Regions from separate parts of the Homo sapiens genome. Here region 2 is linked to region 1. Evidence: chromatin loops called from intact Hi-C (ENCODE). Cell type or tissue: B cell. All regions are shown on one strand. Links, peaks and the distances in the headings refer to the core of each region. The heading gives the core; the rest is flanking DNA.

The links. A loop is a pair of places that touch in the nucleus more often than their neighbours do. Peaks named below come from ENCODE experiments on the same cell type or tissue, not always from the same donor. Only the 100,000 strongest peaks of a DNase experiment are listed, where the experiment ranks them.
Region 2: it touches region 1 in a loop (2.2-fold over the local background); 12 of 110 quality-filtered maps call a loop at or near these places.

The regions. Positions count from the first base shown.
Region 1 is chr14:68,405,276-68,415,264 of GRCh38, forward strand. RAD51B (RAD51 paralog B) reads left to right here. Exons shown (of 11, transcript NM_133510.4): 9 at 6,149-6,252. Among named protein-coding and RNA genes, the nearest start is that of RAD51B-AS1, 280 kb to the right of the region's middle. In B cell, for the core only: CTCF peaks have their summits at 3,613 (motif pointing left) and 3,814; a DNase peak (open chromatin) is centred at 3,616; H3K27ac peaks cover 2,309 bases.
Region 2 is chr14:68,510,003-68,519,991 of GRCh38, forward strand. It overlaps LOC124903334 (a long non-coding RNA gene), which reads right to left. Exons shown (of 3, transcript XR_007064223.1): 3 at 6,305-9,989. It also overlaps a transcript of RAD51B not described here. Among named protein-coding and RNA genes, the nearest start is that of RAD51B-AS1, 170 kb to the right of the region's middle. RefSeq lists an enhancer at 1-2,664. In B cell, for the core only: no CTCF peak of the experiment used is centred there; DNase peaks (open chromatin) are centred at 3,329 and 4,029; H3K4me3 peaks cover 476 bases; H3K27ac peaks cover 2,500 bases.

The DNA.
Region 1 (9,989 bases), core at 2,602-5,101:
ACAGAAAAATAAAAATAAGTTAGCCAATCATTGTGGCATGTGCCTGTGGTCCCAGCTACTCGGTAGGCTGAGGTGGGAGGATTGCTTGAGCATGGGAATTCAAGGTTACAGTGGGCTATGATCATACTACTGCATTCCAGCCTGGGCAATAAGGGAGACCCTTTCTCTAAAAAAAAATTTAAAAATTGCCTTTCATTATCATTAACTTTCAAGGCCTTGCTGTTATTACTTTTATGGTGGATTAATATTTGTAAGAACTCCTAAAAATACAAATGGATATTTTTAAAGTCTATAGTAGACTACAGTCAAGCTTGCTCACTCAGGGTTTCCTTTGGAAACTTTTCTGTGGTCATCTGTACTCATGGCCCTTACTTAAGACTTGGGTTTACCTGTCCAGAAAACAACCAAATACATGGGTACTTTTTTATACTATTCTTATTGTTTTAGCGACGCGGAGTCCTTTAAATAGTTGCTCCTGGCCCAAATGTGGCTCCAATCTCTGAAGACATCCTGTGTCTTCCTTTAGACCCGAGAAACTCCTACAGTTTATCACCAAAAAAAAAAAAAAAAAAAAAAAGTTTGAGTGCTTAACTAGCAACTCCTAATTATTCACATGTAGCTTTTTCTTGACAAACTTTAGAGCTTAGCCTCCCTTGATCCCATCACTTAGCAGGCATCTAAGCAACTAATTTCTAGAGTTTACTTGAAAAATGTAAACCTGTTAATTTTAGCTAAGCAAGATAGAATTAAGGATGTAAATCTGCTGCCAAAACAAGGATACAATATGATTCAAAATTTAGTGGAAATAACTTTTTAATTAGTCATTTAGTCAGTATTATAAGCATCCTCTGTGTCTCAGACCTTGTGTTAAGTAACTCAGGCATGCTGACATACATCAGGCGTGGGTTTGGCCTCTTTATAATATACAGTCATATGTCACTTAACAATGAAGATGGGTTCTGAGAAATGCATCATTAAGCAATTTTGACATTGTGTGAACATCATAGAATGTATTTACACAAACTGAGATGGTATAGCCTACTACAAACCCAGGCTGTATAGTATAGCCCATTGCTCCTAGTCTACAGACCCATTCAGCATGTTGCTGTACTGAATACTATAGGCAATTGGAACACAGTAGTAAGTATTTGTGTATCTAAACACATCTAAACAGAAAAGGTACAATAAAAATGGTAAAAGGATTAAAAATGGTACACCTGTGTAGGGCACTTACTATGACTGCAGCTTATAGGACTGGAGTTGCTCTGGGTCCGTTGGTGAGTGCACCTACTGATGAATGAACATGAAGGCCTAGGACACTGCTGTACACTACTGTAGACTTCATAAACCCCGTATCCTTAGGCTATATTCATTGATAGAGACATTTTTCTTTCTTCAATAATAAATTAACCTTTGATTACTATCACTTTTTTACTTCATAAATGTTTTAATTTTTTAACTTTTTGATCTTGTAATAACATAACTGAAAATACAAACATTGCATAGCTGTTCAAAAACATTTTCTTTATATCCTTATTCTATAATCTTATTTCTGTTTTTTAGATTTTTTTACCTTTTTAAACTTTTTTGTTAAAAATTAAGACACAGACACACACATTAGCCTAGGACTACACAGGATCAATATCATCAATATCACTGTCTTCCACCCGCCCATCTTGTCTCACTGGAAAGTCTTCAGGGGCAATAACACGCATGAAGCTGTCATCTCCTATGATAACAATGCCTTCTTCTGCAATACCTCCTGAAGGATCTTCCTGAGGCTGTTTTACAGTTAACTTCTTAAAATAAGTAGAATATACTCTAAAATCATGATTAAAAAAAGTATAGTAAGTACATAGTACATAAAAGTATAGTAAATACATTAAAAGTATAGTAAATACATAAACTACATAAAAGTATATATAGTAAATACATCAATATAGATATGATAAAAAGTATAGTAAATACATAAAAGTGTAGTAACTACATAACTGGTTTTTGTATTTACTAAACTGGTTATTATAAGTAGAATAGACTCTAAAATATTGATAAAAAGTATAGTAAATACATATAATAAGATCAAGTATTATGTACTATGCATAACTGTATGTGCTATACTTTTATACAGCTGAGATTATAGTAGGTTTATTTACCCTGCATCACCACAAGCATGTGAGTATGCATTGTGCTATGATGTTACCATTGCTGTGACATCACTAGGTGATAGGAATTTATTAGCTGCATGATAATGTTATGGGGCCACTGTCATATTTGCAGTCTGTCATTTGCTGAAACATCATTGTGCAGAGCACGACTCTGTATTAAAGGTGATAAGAAAAGCACACAAATAATATACCACAGGTAGAAAATGATTGTAATATGAGACAGTAAAATAAAGTATTATAGAAGTTTACAGGAGGAAGACATTATTTCTGTGAAGATTAGAGAAATTGGCACATAGGAAGTAGCATTGAAGGCAGAGTAGATTTGGGACATGTGAACATAGGGGAGTTCCAGATGAGGGAGGGACATGGGAAATAAGTGATTAAGTAGGAACACAGTTGTGGGAAATGGAGCAGGGGGAAGAAGTCTGGAAGGGCAGGTGGGCGCAGGGTAGAAAGTCCTTGAATGCCAGTGTTAGGAATTTAGAATTCTCTGAAGACACTTGGGAGCCACTGAAAGGTTTTGAGCCTGCTGGTTGTAAATGGGAGGGTGGTGTGCTTAGGTGTGTGCTTGGAGGAGGTTAATCAGGTAGTAAAACAGAGGGTGGCTTTAGTAGGGAGAAAGCCACAGCAGCACAGACAACAGGCAACTAAAGCAGTCACACCAGGTGAAAGCTAATGTGGGTCTAAGGTTGATTTAGGAGGAATGGAGAGTCAGGAATGGATCTAAGGGTGAGGTAGGAGAAATGAATGGATGGATATAGGTAGGATTTTACAGTTAAATCAGTAAGACCTCTCAATTTATTGCAAGTGAGAAGCATGAGAGAAGGAAACATTTTGAAAATGGAGCTGAGGTTTTAAACCAGATTAACTGGAGGGTCAAAGGAAGGAACAGAGATGGAGTAGATTTATATGGGAAAATATGAGCTTGCTTTGATGATACTGAATTTGCAGTGCTAAAATTTATGATGTAGACTTGCAGTTCTTGTGGTTAAAAGTGGAAGACAAGTGTTGAGACAAGCCAAAGGTTGCGACAAAGGCGTAGAAACCATCCACCTTGTCAAATGGGCTCTCATCCTTTTCAAAGTGGAGCCATGCCATGTAGAGCAGACACTGCAAGCTTGATGGGAATGAGGCATATCTGGCTCAAAAGCATGTTTATTTGTGTGTTTTTAAAAGTGTAAATATTGAACCAACATTTTAAAATCAGGAAATTATACTTAAAAAGCATTGATTTCTGGCTTCCGTTTTAAAAATCAAAATTGCGCTTTAAAGTTAGCGCAATTAAAAAATCATATCACTATGATTTTTAAAAATCAAAAGATGTGATTATAAAAGTTTTTTACAATTTTAAAATAAATAAATAAGATGTGACTAACTATGAACTCACATTGCCACATGACAACAGCTAGAGCTGAACAGAGACTGCCCCCTTGAGATCCTGGATGAATTCTCGAACTCACCACAGTACTCACCACTTCCCCTCATCTCCTAAGGCTTTAATTGAAAGTCAGTTACTAAATCTATAGAGAAAAAAAAAATAGGTTAATGGTTGCCAAGAGCTGGAGGTGGGCAGGGAATGAGGTGTTGGGGACTGATGGCCAGTGGGTGTGGGATTTCTTTTTAGGGGTTTGAAATGTTCTAAAGTTAATTGTGGTAATGGCTGAACATCTCTGTGAATATAGAAAAAGCTGCTGAACTGTACACTTGAAATTGGAGGAGGTATGATAGCAAATTATCTCAATAGAGCTGTTTTTCTAAAATGCAAATATAGTTGCTATTGCCCTTGCAGTGTTGATTTTCTTATAGTAGAAAATATTTTTCTATAAGTCTATTTCTATCAAAAAGGGGAAAATGAAAAGTTAGACTGAGAGGGTTGTGAATTTCAAGAGAAATGGTAAAGACTATATCTCTTAGTGGGGGTGAAGAAGTTCTACATGTTAATATGCAAGCACTTGGCCTCTTTACTAATGTACATTATTTTCCTGGATACTGAAAGCATCTGGTATTAGACAAGAAAAAATGTGGTCATGCCCCACTCCCTAAGGTCCACCCACAACTAAGAAGAAAGAGAAAACAAAGGCAGAAAAAGGAAAGGAGTAATCAACATGGTAAAAGGAGAAGCAGAAGAGGCCAGTAGATTGGATGCCAAGGAAGGGGGAAGCTTTATCAACTGCTGACAAGAGGTCAAGGAGGATGAGGCCAGGGAAGTCAGGAGGTCATGGGAGACCATCCAGTGAGGAGGCTGAGAGAGGTGAAGCCAGAGAGAGATGCAGAGGCAGCTGACAAAGTGCTCAGAGTGCATTGTTTAGGAGATAGTATTTAATCTCAGGCATGAAGGACTACTGAAGGCATTTTAAGTAGGGGAATGATGTGATCAGATCGGAACAATCTAGATTATTTGTTTTCACATTAATTTGTGCATATTTTGAATTGTGTGCATAATGAACTGAGGTTACCCCAAATTTTATTCTTTCTTACACTAAATTCTCTTTCAATCTGATATCCCCAGGCTTGTTGAGACCTTGGTTATTGATTTCCATCTCATTCATTCCTGTTCCTGCTTGAACCAGGAAATAGATATATATGGTTGGTGTTATCTGACCCAGGGGTTCTCAACTTCAGCACTGCTGTATTTTGGGCTGGATAATTCTTTGTTGTAGGATGCTGTCCTATGCATTATAAAATGGTTAGCAGCATCACCAGCCTCTACCCTCTAGATGCCAGTAACACTGCGAGTTAGACATTGCCAATAAAATCACCCTCCAGCCAAGAACCACTGAACTACATTTGTCTGTTGCAGCATTTGGGCCCAGGTGCTTAAGGCCATGTGCAGTTAGTAGACCACCCTGAAAGGTGTCTGCCCTGGAAAAAAAAAGACCAATTCCTACTCCACACTGAGGCGTACAAATCAGATGATGTAGTAAGGGGACAACGGATGACACATTCAAGGCCTCATTTTGTTTTAGCTAATTCAGTGGACTTCAACCTCTATGTAGTCTCCTCATAGAAAAAAGATCGCATCTGGAGGCAACAAGGCACACTAAATGTCCAACTGTGCCCTCCTAAGGTTAGGATTCCTGTCATGGCCTAGGGCCAAAGTTGGTTCAGAGGAGGCCTTGGGCACAGGGCACAGGGGTTCAGAGGAGGCCTCGGGCACAGGGCACAGGGGTTCAGAGGAGGCCTTGGGATGTGCTGGACATGATAGTGGGAGCTGGCTTCTATGCAGCAGGACTTGTTGGCTTGCCTTCAAGGGGGAAGGAGCAGGTAGGGAACAGAAAGGGTTTTCTCATGGTGATATCAAGAAGGGTCAGTAAAGCTTTGGAGATGTAAGATGCAATTTGGAGGAGGCTAGGAACTCAGATAGAGTTTACTTCAGACCCTCTTCCTTATAGGAAAGTCTTAGAAGGTAAAGGAATGTTTCTCTTGGAATAGGGATGTCTAAAACAGCTTACCTATGAAATGCTGAGATCTTCTAGATTCCTTTTTTTGCGTTGTGTATACGGGGGGGTGGGAGGACCAGGGAATTTTACATGTATATGCCACCATTTCTATATTGATAGGGAAAATTGAGTTAAGACTCTTGTCTAGCTAAAAATGTCTAACAACTCTATTAAACTAAGACTATTTCATAACTGGTTCTTATTCTGTGGAGTAGCATTATGCCTTAGATATTGAATGGCTAGATTTACTAGTAGCAATGGCTCTGAGCTATCTTGCAATGCAACCTCTTTTTGATATATAACTCTGTTATTATTTGGCCCAGTGGTGGTCACTTTCACCAAGGCTGAAGGAAACCCCTGCTGGTTTTTAGTCTCATATTCCTTAACCCCTCTCCTACTTCACTGATTCCTCAAGTTCTGTGGTAATGAACTGAGCCTCCAAGTACTCTCTGGACTACTGGCAATGAGTAATGTCTGGACTTCATGTGAAATGCCATCTCAAGAAAGGGCATCTGAAAGCGTGCTTTTACCATTTCATTTCAGGCACTTCTGGATCCAGCTGTGTGATAGCCGCACTAGGAAATACCTGGAGTCACAGTGTGAATACCCGGCTGATCCTCCAGTACCTTGATTCAGAGAGAAGACAGGTGGGTGCTTTGACAGTATTCTCTGACTATGAAGGTCGGGGAATGAGATATACCAAGCAATCTGAGCGTCTTCTGAAAATGCTGGCCGCATTGTCTGTCCTGAGCCAGCAGCAGCTATTAGGGCCTAAAGAAACCAGCATTTCTGCTTGTCCCAACAACAGTTATAATAAAGTGGGGAGACAAGTCACACACAGGAAAAAACATAAGAATTGATCCCACAGAGTCAGCATTTCTCTGATATTTGTAAGTGACCAAGGACCACACCTCTAAGGGTATCCAATTCTCTATCTCTAAATGATCATTTCACTTAGATTGTATTTGTTGAGGACTAATTTGTATATGAATTAAATAATGATGATGCTTTTTCTTGAAGTATGTGTACTTTGAAAATCTTAGGCCAGCAGATGCTGCCAAGTGAATAAATTATTCCCCAGATACTAGGTACTTTTACATTAACGCATACACCTGTAGTGTAAAGTACTGAATGATGCTAGAAAGACCTCCAAATGGTTGGTCACTTTCTCAGAGTTCCCTATTTGTGGTTTCTATCCTGGCCAAAACTGAAAATCCTTCCCTTACATCCAGAAAGTTTACTTTCTACCTCCTTTTAAGTCTTCTGTCTTCATTCTTCATTCCAAAGAAAAGGACACCACTGTCTGACCTCTTTGGTAAAGCTTTGGTAAAATGTTTCATAATAAAAAAATTCTTTTTCCTAATGACTAACCTCAACTTTATCCTGCTGTGTGACCAGATTCAATCTAGTTTCTCCTAAAAGCAGGAGGAAGAAGACGGGTGATTATTTTGATTTTTTGGATAGGACAGAATTCAGAAGCCAGATTTGCCCACCTTGCTAAATATATATCAAATCCAGGCCATTTAGATACAGAGGCATGAAATGTCACACTGGTGATCCTTTCTGGAGAAAATGGCAGAAAAGCTGTTGTTGCCTTTACCTGCATTAGGTAAACTGGCTCTTTTTCAAGGAAGCAGGAATCATCAAAAACAGGCGTGAGCTATTGCCTGTTCTAGACATAATTTTCCAAACCAGAGAATTCTTCTTGGTTTGCTTTGGACTATGTAAATAATATTCCAGCTTGGTGATCACGTCAGCCATGTCCTGAGAAGATAGAGCTGCTTGTTTCTATTCAGGGAAACATTCTTGAGTTTTCAGGCCCTGGACTACTCATTACCTCAATGGCACCTTTTCCCTGAAGAGTCTGGTATCCTAGGTTCTGAAGCTGTTATTTCTCTTTTTAGTGGAACACATTCCAAAATATTCCTGGGGAATCTAATGACCTTTGGTAGTAAATCATGTTAAATAGCTGTGTTGCAGCTTTCAGGGATATCATTAAGGATTGTTGAACACACCTATGTAAACTTTATCAGAGGAAGCAAAATTCCTTGTGAATCAATGTTGAGTCATTCGTTTTCATGGATCCTTGATCCCACTCCTTGAAAACTTATAGTTTATCTCTGTTTCAGGTTTTAGATTTTAGAAGCCATTCTTACTGTTACACACGGAATTTATGATTTCATCTATTATATATGGTATCATGGGTTCAAGGCTCCCAAATCCTAGTTTTACTAATTCCAGTTAGAATTTATAAGTGAATAAAGAAATTAGAGCCATATTTTTACTTTTCTTTTGTTTTAATAAATTAACCAGTCAGTGTCAACAGGAAGTAGCTGGTAGGACAAATGCTATTTTTTATGTCTCTTTGGTGACTGGAGGATGTTGGTGGCTCTTGGCTTTTGGCTGATAAGGTCAAATGCAGGCCAGTGGTCATAAGGAGAACCAGGAGCAAAGTGTAGATGGATCAGTGACAGTTCATCAACTCCCATCCCATTAGATGGGTCAGTCATGTTATCTTAATTTACAAAAGACAACTTGTTACTATCATTACTAATCAATAAGAAGCAGACTTAAATGCCTTGGAATCATGTTTTCAAACAATAATTAGAAATTAATGTAAAATATGGCCAGTGTTAAAATGGCCAACCCAGGCAAAGAACATACATTTAATTAATCTATAGAAATATGCATGCCTTTGGGGACCAGTTGTTAAATTTGTGACCTAATAACTAGAATAAAGTTTGATATAGAAAAAACATGTCTCTGTCTAGTGACCTTATCTTGCCTTAGCAGAGGGTGTGCTTAGTGATTCCCTGAGTCTTTCCTGTGGTCTTATTTTATGAAAAACCATAGAAGCCATACGAAGCGAAGGCTTTTCTGGGATATGTGCATAAAACAGTACTTTAAAGCTAACCTTTAAGGTAATTGCACCAAGTAGTACTTTCTTATAACACCATTTAGTAGCAGAACGTGCCTAGATAATTCTAGGGTAGTAAGACCTCTGGGACACCAGCCACTTAGAGAAGATAACAGGTATAGTTTTTTGTTTTTTAGGGTTTTTTTTCCAATGCCCAAGCAGAGGCCACTACACCCAGGGATCAAGGTTATGGGATGAGGATTATATTTTATCCCGTTTCTATGACATTGAGCTCTACACCAGGGCTCTTGAATGTGAGGCTTAGTTTCAGATCACAGGCCTGGAAGGGGGTCAGGTCAAGCTGAGCAGACCTTCAAGCCGATTAACCCAAGAGCTGAATTGTGTTGTCTGAGGGAAGGAGTCCTCCCTGGCTGATTATTTTCTTTACACCCTGGAAACTTTGCAAAATTTTATAACCAAGAAAGAAATCTTATCAGGGCCACAAGCCAAGTTAATTTTCTTGCTTATTCTGCTTCAGTGTTTGCAAAAACTCTCTTAAGAAGCTGGAAAACATTTTCTTTTGGACTAATTTAGCTTTTTTTCCATTTGACTTTTATTTACTCTTTTCCTACTCTGCTTCAATCCTGCCCCACCCTTTTTGCAACATTTTTATTCTTACCAAAGACATGTTCTTAGAGTAGAATTAAAATGGCCTCTCCTACTTTTTGTAGTTGTTGTTGTTTTAAACCATCGAAAATATGTTTTGGTCTACCCCGTGCATGGTATGGGGATATAAAGAAGTAGAAGACTAGTTCCTGCCCTCGAGGTCCAAACAAACTAATACTGAGGTACTGTTACAAGGCAGTGTTTGATTTGTTGTCTAATGAGTGGTTAAAACAGTAACTGCTTTGACTCTAAAGGAAGGTAACATCATCAGAGGCATATTAAGTCTTTTCAGGAAAAGGTGAGACTTGAGTATTACCTTAAAATCAGTGATTCTCGGCAGGACGCAGTGGCTCATGCCTGTAATCCCAGCACTTTTGGGAGGCCAAGGTGGGTGAATCGCCTCAGGTCAGGAGTTCGAGACCAGCCTGACCAACATGGTAAAACCCCATCTCTACTAAAAAAAAAAAAAAAAAAAAAAAATAGCCAGGCGTGGTGGCGCATACCTGTAGTCCCAGCTACCCAGGAGGCTGAGGTAGGAGAATCACTTGAACCCAGGAGGCAAAGGTTACAGTGAGTAGAGAGTGTGCCACTGCACTCAAGCCTGGGTGACAGAGCAAGACTCTGTCTCAAAAAAAAAAAAAAAAAAAAAAAAAAAATCAGTGGTTCTCAAACCTGGCTGCACTTAAGGCTCATCACAGGAGCATTTATACCAATGCCAATGCCCCACCCTGACCAGTTAAATCAAAATCTCTGCCAGTAGAGCTGAGCATCAGTGTTTATTTTATTTGTAAAGCTCCCCCATGTGATTCTAATGTGCAGCCAAGGTTGGGAACCTCTGCCTTAAATAATAGATAAGATTCA
Region 2 (9,989 bases), core at 2,530-5,029, 100 kb after region 1:
CAGGTTCTGTGTTCTTGCCACTGAGTCACAGCTGCAAGACCCTCACCTCCCCCTAGCCCCACTCCCCCAGCTTTGAGTGATCCCAGGCTCCTTCAAGCCCACTGCTGAGTGGGGAGCAGTTTCTGTGCCTTCCAGGATCTGTCTCCCCTACTGCCACTCCCCATCCAGGGCTTTTTCCCTCCATCCTGAGTTTGTGGGACACACAATTTGTAATCTCCTTAAAACTGAAGAAGTGAGGTCTCTGATTCATGCAGATTAAAATCAGCTGCAACCTATTAATGGCCCAGGGCCCAAGACAGATTTTAGGAAACAAAAACACTGGACCAAATTAGACTGAGCCGGCCTCTGTCTCCAGGGAAGGGAGGTAGAGTAGGAGGCTGGGGGCGGGGGAGTGGCCATGTGGTTTTCATTACTTTGGATTCTCTTCCTGAAGCGAAGTCACCCAACACAAAGTGTATGGAGCGCCAAGGCAGCGGCCAGCCTCTGGAGCCCGGCTCTCCCTGGTAGAAGCCCTGGGTCCTGTTGGGGGGCTCTGGCTGGTTGTGTGTCTGTAATTAACAGGTTTCAAAGTGGTTATTTTGGAAAAGAGAATTTCAGTGGCGCGTCAAAATCCTTTCATCAGCCATCAGCTGCCGTCCCGAGGCCTTCAGCAAGGCCTGAGCCACTTAAGGCTTCTGAGAGCTTTAAATTCCCAGGGTCCTGTTTGAGAATGTGGAGGCTTTTGCCATGGGTTTTATTGGGCTGATGGTTGCCATGATTTTCATTATGTTATTTGGTTCCTGGGATCATAAAAATGTTTGCCTCTTCCTATAGTACCTAGGATCATTGAAAAGAAAAGGGATAAAAAAGCCCCTGCATTTGTAGCTGCTACATAGCATACAAACCATGGCTTCCTTGAGGGAAAAGGGCCAGCTCTGGCTCTGGGCTAGGGAAAATCATCAAACTGGAAGGGACAGGACAAGCAGCCACACCCAGTCTCCACCTCCCTCCCATCCAAGGACACTGAGGCCCAGAGAGATGCTCATCTAAAGCTGGTCTGGAATCCTGGTCCCACTCTCGGTCAGGTGCTCTTTCTCTCCCTGGTGACTTGAGGCTGTGAGTAGAGTTGGGAAAGGTAAAGGAGTCTGAATTCTGCTGAACTAGTGCTTTGGGACACCTCTAGGAGTGGAAGAAATGGTCAGATTTACAGGCAGCATAAAGTGAAATGCTGAAGTGGACAGAGGAATGATCCGGGCCAGCCTGGGCATTCTCATGGCCTACAGGACAGAGCGCTTCTCTGAGGCTGGAAGGGTTACTGCAGCCTTCACTTGGCACCCACAGCCCTGAGACATGGAAAGAAGGGAAACAGGTACCAAATCCCACAAGCCTCAGAGATGATTTCTCACTGCTTTGAATATGAAACCTCTGAAATCTGGTCAAGCTCCCAGAATCACCCTAGGGGGTGACAGGAATTTTGGTTAAGCCCGTATTATCTGATAAGTGGAACACTAACCTGGCTTTACTTCCTATTTTGATGATGGCTACCTTCCAGAACCTTCTTTCATGGAAAACATGAAAAATATTCTGGGAGAATTGCTATTAAATAACCTCTGCTGTTTAAAAACAAGGCCAGACCAGCAGACCTTGCTCTCAGCAGGACACATGTAAGAACTAGTCTACAATAAAGAAGCTATTAAGGCGTGTTCAGAGAATTAGAGAGTGTTGGAGCTGAGAGGGAAATTGGAGTTCAGCTAGGCCAGGCTTTCATTTTACAGATAGGGAAACTGAGGCCTCAGGGCATATCCAAAGTGATCTAGGGGGCATAGGGAGTCCAGGATTTGCTTGACTATCTCATTCTTCACAAGGCCACTGTTCCCCTTTTGGGTTGATATTGTAATTCATTCATTCATTCATTCATTCATTCAGTTTTTACTACCTCCTATGTGTCAGATGCTTCTAGGCACTGCTAATTTTGTTTCTTTGAAGTTTCTAGAGGTGGAATAAAACAGACACATTTCTGTGGACTACATTAAAGAAGGAAAGGACTTTTCCCCCCAAAATCTAGGTTTGGGGAAAGTCTGGTGACTTTTGTGAGCCTGGGGCATCTTTGGGAAACGCCTGCCCTCTTGAGTGTGCCTTTCAGATGAGTGCGAAATATCATTGTCAGATAAAGGGGTGACTTGCCTAGGCTGCCCCCACTTGCAGTGACCCCCACTCCCAACAGCCACCTGGCAGTGTGGCCCAAAGGAATCTGGAAGTGAACATCAGCAGAGATTCTCTGGATCCAAATTTGAGTGAGGGCTGGCGGGAACCCAGACTAGCTGGAGGCTGCAGATTGCATGGGTCTCTCCGTCTGTTTCTCATCATTCTCCTCCTACGGTTTGCTTGTCAGTCCTTTGCTCTTGTTTACCTCTATGTGGATAATTCCTCGATTATAAATCAGAGAACTTGGCACTGAGTTCTGGATTATCTGTGATCTTTAACTTTCCCAGGGCAAAAGAAATTAAACCAGCAAATCTCTTTGTTTCTCATGGTTCAGCATCCAAATCATGGAAGTGCGGGTCTGTGTAGAGTGAGACAGCCTAAGCCCACCTCTGCCCTGGCCCCCACACTCTAGGTGAGCAGTCATGCATGCATGCATTCATTTATTCACTCAACAAATATTCAGTGAGCACCCATGTGGCAGCCTCTCTTCTAGAAACTGGAGATACAGGGTTAAAAAAAGGACACTGTTCCTTCTTACCCTGTTTGCATCTTAGTATGGATGACAGTAAGCAAACAAACCAACAAACATACATACTAGTGATAAATGCCTTGAGAAAGGAAGCAGGTTAAGAGATGGCAGTGAGGGGTGCACTATTTTACACACAGTGGGGTCAGGAAGACCTCTCTGAAGAGGTGACATTTGAGCAGAGATTGGATGAAGAGAGAGTAAGCAATGTTCAATCCAGAAAGAACATTTCAAGCAGAAGGAATAGCAAGTGCAAAGGCCTGGAATAGGAACAAGTGTGATGTGTTTGGGGAACAGTAAGGAAGCCAGAGACTGGAGTAGAGTGAAAAAAGGGGACAACTGTGATACATTAGGTCAGAGCAGTGGGCAGGGGCCAGCCATGGAAGTGGTGACTTTGGGTTTTGTTCTGAGCTTCACAGGATGTCCTTGGAGGTTTTGGAGGAGAGTGATGCAGCAAAGATGAACATTCAGAGGCTATAGAGAGGCTCATGGAACAACAATGGGCCAGCTTGGGTTAAACACTGGCATTCAGACACATGGCAATGGTAGCTGCACCTCATGGGTGGTGCTTCCAGTGGGAACTGTTGAGAGCTACATGTTTCGACAGGGTGAGGCTGGGCCTGGGAGCTCACTACCTCTACCAATTAGTGTTAAGCCCAGAAAAAGGAAATGCTGCAGTTTAAATTGTAGGGTTGGAACCTGTGAGTCATATAAGCCCCAGCCAAATGGGCCATGGTGGGCTCTGGGAAGTTACTGGTGCAGGGTCTGAAGCCCCCAGCTGGGCTGTTTGGCCACCCATGGGGGCTTCCAGACACATTCGGAAGAAGCAGACTCAAATACAGACCCCACCTTTGGGGTCTGGCTTTATTTTTGGCTGACTGTATACTGTCTGGTCAGTTTCCTTCCCAGTGTCTTTTACTTTGGAAAAGGCAGGCCACCTCACAGGGGAGCAGAGAGAAAGGGGGAAACACATGGATTTGGGGCTCAATCAGCCCCACAACACAACCCTCACCTCATCACTTCGCTGGCTTTTGGAAAAGCTACTGAACCTCCCAGAGCTGCCAGCCACATGTGGCTGTTCACATTTAAATCAATTTAAGTGAAATAAAATTTTAAAATTTTGTTCCTCAGTTTCACTTACCACATTTCAAGGGCTGAATAGCAACATGGGGCTTGTGGCTATCTATTGGACGTGAGATGTAGAAGATTTCCCTTATGGCAGGAAGCTCTGTTGAACAGTTTCATTTCTTTAAAAAGGAAGCAATCCACGAGAACTGAACAAGTTAACACACACAAAGCACAAGGTGTTTGCCTGTCTCACTACAGGTGCTCAGCAAACGGTGGTCACTGTGATTGATCATGTGAATCTCCATCCTCGCTCTGCTACTGACTAGCTATGTGGCAAGTCATTCAACGTCTCTGAGCCTCTGTTTTCTGATATGTAAAATGGGAATAAAAATTACCGCGGAGCACATTTCCACAGCATAACATGATCCTTTTTTTCTTAGTTCTCTCTGGACCCATGAGAACTTCCTTACCAACCCTCAGCTGACCTATCTAGACCAGAGCTTGGAAACTCCAGTCTTGCAGCACTTAGCAGGAAGCAGGACCTACTGTGGCCCAATAATGCAGTCTGGAGATTTTGGCCATTTTGAAGGGTTTGACCATGGCTAGTGGTATGGAGTTCCAATGAAACAAGTGGACAAATCTGATCAAGAAAAATAATCATTTGACTCAAATCAGATATTTACCCTGCTCTGACGCTCTGAAAGACATCATGCCTTGGGTTCCCCAGCTCCAGGCCCCGGCTTCCCTGGCTAAAAGTTCCTCCTGTGGGCGCGGCTCTCAGAGAGGGGCTCCCAGGCAGCCCTTCTAGTATCTCAGCCTCGAATCAGTCTTCCATTTTCCACTTGGGGTTTTTGTTGTTGCTTAAACGTTTATTAACTGCAGGCATTTGGCGGGTGGAAGTTGGGATTTGCCTGGGGCTGGAAGGAAGTTATTTGCCAGGCCAGGATAAGGTGTGGTTTCAGAGTTGAAACTGGAATCCCCTTCACCTGCTTAATGCATTTCAGGGGAGATTTGTTTTCAACTCCCAAATTACCTGCTAGGAATTCTAGACCTGAGATCCTATCTCACTGGCTGTTTTCTTTCATTTCCGATAAGAAATACAAAGAAAAAAGAGTGAAAGGCTCAAACACGACATTCTTGCACTCTCTTAAATAAAATTACATACAGTGAGTGATTTTCTTCCCTGTCTTCTACAAAGCAGGTAATGGGAGGGCCTGACCTAGCCCAGAAAACCTCTGCTCCTGGGGAGGTGTGCCTGGGAGCTGCAGAGAGCAGGTGATACTAAAGATATTTCTTATGTGCTTGTTGGCCATTTGTGTATCTTATTGGAATATAATTTATTTTCAAATATTAATTTTATGTCCAGCAATCTTACTAACCTTTCCTTTAGTTTAATAATTTATTTTTAATTTTGGGGGTATTTTCTATGTACAAATCATACAAAGGTTATGGGGAGTGTTAAAACTCATAAGGGAGTCTCCAGTAATCTCAAGTTCAGAAGAAACAGAGCTAGAAGGACCTGTGTCCAAGCTTGTGGAGGGTAAGTGAGCAAGAAGTTGCCTAAATGATGGTCTAACTATGAGCAACGGGACAAAGATAGACAGCAAAGACATTTCAGACATATGGACCAATAATTTCTTTTCTTCCTTTCTTCTTCTTCTTCTTTTTTTTTTTTTTTTTTTTAGAGAGATAGGGTCTCCCTCTGTCATCCAGGCTGGAGTGCAGTGGTGCAATCACAATTCACTGTAGCCTCAACCTCCTGGGATTAAGTGATCTTTCAGCCTCAGTCTCTCAAGTTGCTAGGACTACAGGTGTGCACCACCATTCCTGGCTTTTTTTTTTTTCTTTTAGAGATGGGGTCTCGCTATGTTGCCCAGGCTTGTTTTAAACTCCTGGCCTCAAATGATCATCTCACCTCAGCCTCCCAAAGTGATGGGATTACAGGTATGAGCCACCCAGGTGAACCAATTTCTTTCTTTCTTTCTTTCTTTTCTTTTCTTTTTTTTTTTTTTTTTGAGACAGAGTCTCACTCTGTCGCCCAGGCTGGAGTGCTGGAGTGCAGTGGCATGATCTCGGCTCACTGCAAGCTCTGCCTCCCAGGTTCATGCCATTCTCCTGCCTCAGCCTCCCGAGTAGCTGGGACCACAGGCACCCACCACCATGCCCGGGTAATTTTTTGTATTTTTAGTAGAGACGGGGTTTCACCATGTTAGCCAGGATGGTCTCGATCTCCTGACCTTGTGGTCCGCCCACCTCGGCCTCCCAAAGTGCTAGGATTACGGGCGTGAGCCACCACGCCCTGCCCGGAAGCTGGACCCATTTCTTTAGGCTGGCAACTCAAGTGATTATTGTTGTTTTAAGCCACTAGGTTTTAGGATACTTTGCTATACAGCAATAGATAATTAAATAATTTACCATATTAAAAACTAAAACCAAAAATAATATTTGTTCATTTAATATTTATTCATTGTTAATGAATAAATTAACATTTAGTAATTTATTAAAATGCATATATTCATTAATCCATTTAAACGTTAAAAATAACATTTTATTATAAAAATAACTTTTTTAAAAAATCCAAGTGAGAAGAGTGACAGTGTTTTACATTTTTGCAAATCTCTTGACTGTCCGGCTTAATAGAAGACAGCTGGATTCTCATATCGGCTTCTGCATTCAATCAGCTGTGATAATGTTGTTTTGGATAAAGTATGCGAAGGAAACCCAGCCTCACGTAGTTATTTTGTTGGAAAAGGGAGGAATATTTTAATAGTCTTTTCAGATAATTGTGAATATTCTTCTTTGACATTATACCAAAACTCAACCAATAGTAGATTACTAAGGTTAGTTGCAATGTGGAATCTGAAACTATATCAATGAACTTTTTGTGCTCAGTTATGTTAAAATTCAGTTATCTGGCTTGTACTCTGAATAGATCTTTTGCTCATGCATGATTTTGAAATAATATGCATGGGTCATTTGGAAAATATTGCTTCACTAAGTCATGCAGATTTTTCAAATTTGATATATTTCTTGATGAAAACTAAAAGTTCTTATTTGTTAATATCACTGATCTCATCAAAAACCTCTGTAAGTGTTGGGAAGGTGTTAAGTTCACTATGGCAGATACAGGTTTCTAAAAATTCTAATTTTTGCTTTATACTTCTATTTTGGCAGAAAATACTGTTAATTATTGTCTTTCTTGAAGTGATGAGCTCAGTTTGTTCATTTTTGAGAAAATGCCTGTCAAATAACCAAATCTGAATAACTATGGTTATTTGGTCCTTTTGAGTAAACATTGTGTTCCATGAAAGTGACTAGTGCAGATCACAACTCAGGACACTCACACAAGTGCTTTTCCTCCAGATGACCATCATACTTCAGGATGCACCAGAAATGCTTGATACTTTGTTTCCAAGTCATCACACAAAGAAAAGAAAGGGAAGGGAAGGGAAGGAAAGGAAAGGGAAGGGGAAGGGGAAGGGAGGCAGAGAGGGGAGAGGAGGGGAGGAGAGAAAAAGTACCTTTTGGGCAAGGTTTTATAAAATTAATAATTTTTACTGTCTAATTTAGGACATTCTTTGGTGAAACTGGCATTTATTCCCCCTGTAAGTTTGTAGCAGTGAAGAATGCCGTGACTGCCAGCATAGTCTAGCACCAGCAATTTTACCCAGATGTCAACACAGTGAAGAAGGCAAATAACATCTTGGTATTATTATGAAATATTATCAAAATTATGAAAATAATTTTGAGCTTGCAGACACCCTGATAGGGTCTCAGGGATCCCAGGGGACTGCAGACCTCACTTGGAGAATCAGTGCTTTAGGGAGATGGCTGTCATTCTGCTACTTGTAGCATTTACAGGTAAATGTGCTACATGCTAAGACGTATATGTACCAGGTCTTTGTGCAAAATTGTAATCACCACCATTTATTGCATAAACTAGAAAACATATCATTAGGTATCAGCTTATTCTTGTAGATGGACTAGATATGAGAAAGGCGTTTTATTTAAGGGAGATATTTTTATGCTTTTATTTGTCCCACTTGTCAAAGGTATATGGATATTGGTGAGGAAGCTAGGCTCTAAGCCATTTCTGAAACTATCAGTGTTGAATAAATAAGGTACATAAGGAAGCTAACACTTGCACCCCTTCCTTTGTAACTCTTCTACCGCCTTGATCTAGTGAGCCCTGAAAGCTCAGTGGGCTGAGGAAAACATCCTTTTTAGAGTAGCAGGGTGCCCTCAACTCCAGTCTAGAAGTGGGCAAAGTTCTCACGTTGGCAGTACCTGCAGTGTGGGACAAGAGAAGCAGCTGGCCCAGAAGGCAGCGTTTGTTCAAATGGTCATGGCACCTGTGAGCATTGTATTGCCGTGGAAGAGCTCAAGTCATTGCCTCTGCTAAAGTGCCTCTGAATTCCTACACAGTGAACTTAGAGCACAACAGGGCGGGAACATGGTTGTTTTCCATTCTTGTTCAGCTAGGCTTACACATCCTCTCACTCCCAAAAGGCAGAGTAGGCTTGCACCCCACACCTGACTGGGCTCAGCTCTTTGGCAAGTGATTGCGTAGCTGTTCTGCCTGTGACTGCAGGCCCCGGTCTGCAGGCGGGAAACAACAGGCAGTTGTGTCCTGAGCCCTGGGAACTGGAGATCTTTCCACATCTGTTCGCCTAGTCGGGGGGCGGGAGGAAATCACCAGAACCTTCAAACATGGGGCCAGAGCAGGGAGACAAAGGGGAAGCCTTAAGCCGATGGTGACCCCAGGTCATATGAGCCCCCCCCCCAGGCCTCCCCCATCCACTTTCATCCCCTCAGGTCCCCGACACTCAGCCTTTTCATCCTTCTCCAGGTCAGCAGGATCAGGTTAATGTGACTTGACCAGAAAGCTTATCAAATGAAGGCAGAGACAGGTGTTTGAAACCCCTTCCCTGCTGAAAGCTGGGTTGAACAAGGTTAGCAGCGTAGCTGAGGCCAACATCCTACACTAATTGCATTTTCTTTCTTGGAGCTCCTTCTCTTCCCCTTCTTTGTTCTCTGGCTTGGAACCCCTCAAGGTCTCCGAGAGCCAGTAACCAAAACAAACCATTCAAAAAACGAAGGATTTAGGGAAAAAAAATTAGGGGATGTGACATTCTGGACCAAACAGTGGCCCTTCTATGCCAGAGCCTAGGAACCAGCATTTGGAGGCATCCGGCCACTTCCACCCAGTGGGCATGCTGAAATCAGTTACTATGGGCTTATCAGAACTGATTGCACAAACCTTTTCCCAACTTCACAATCATGATGTCATATTTGTAGCTTGAGTTGACCAAGGTGGGAATATTTATACCACAGAAATCAGCAAGCTACAAACCAGGCTTTTCCACCTCCAGAGCCAGTTGTTAAACATTTACCGGCACACCAGTGCCTCCACTGTGGCTATTGTCACTCAAAGTATGATTCTCAGACCAATTACATAGGAATTTCCTAGAGATCAGAAATGAGGTGGGGCAGGAGGGTTGTTATTTAACATGCAGATTTCCTGGCCAACCTGAATTAACTGAATCAGATTCTCTGGAGGTAGAGCCTGGGGAAATGCTTTTTAGCAAGTCCCTGAGGTTATTAATAAATTCAATAAAGTTTGAGACTTCAGCCTTAGGGAATAGGAGAAAAGAGTGGGCGTGCATCTGACTCTTGGCATCTGGAAGGAACAGCTGGCTTCAGTCCCAGTTGGCCTAAGAATGGACAGCTGTTTTCTCTCGAGATAGAAACTTCATGACAGGAAAAGAGGTGGGAATTTTGGGGTCTCAGCTACCCACTGACAACACGACTGGTTCTGCCTTGGATCTCAGGATGAATCCATTTTCCAACTTGAGACTTTGACCCAAGACAGCATGAGCAAATGCCCAGATGTATGTAGAACGTGGAGAAAGTCACCGTCATTTGCACCATTGGTGGGACCAGTGGAGCCCAGGGAAAGCCCAGAGTCAGTTTTCTGTATTAGATTGCCCAGGACAGCATTTTTCTTTCAGATTTGTCTAGACATTTTCAGGATCTTTCCCAATCAGGCATGATTTTGTAAAGCAAAGACCTTGTTGACTTCATCCCACTGAGCTGGAAGAGAAGGTCTTCTAAGGCAGAAAGAAAAAGAGAAAAAAAGGAGAAGAGAGAACGTTTCTTTGCCTAGATGTAAAACAGAAAGTTCATAAGGAGCTTAACTCTGCTTTCGCCT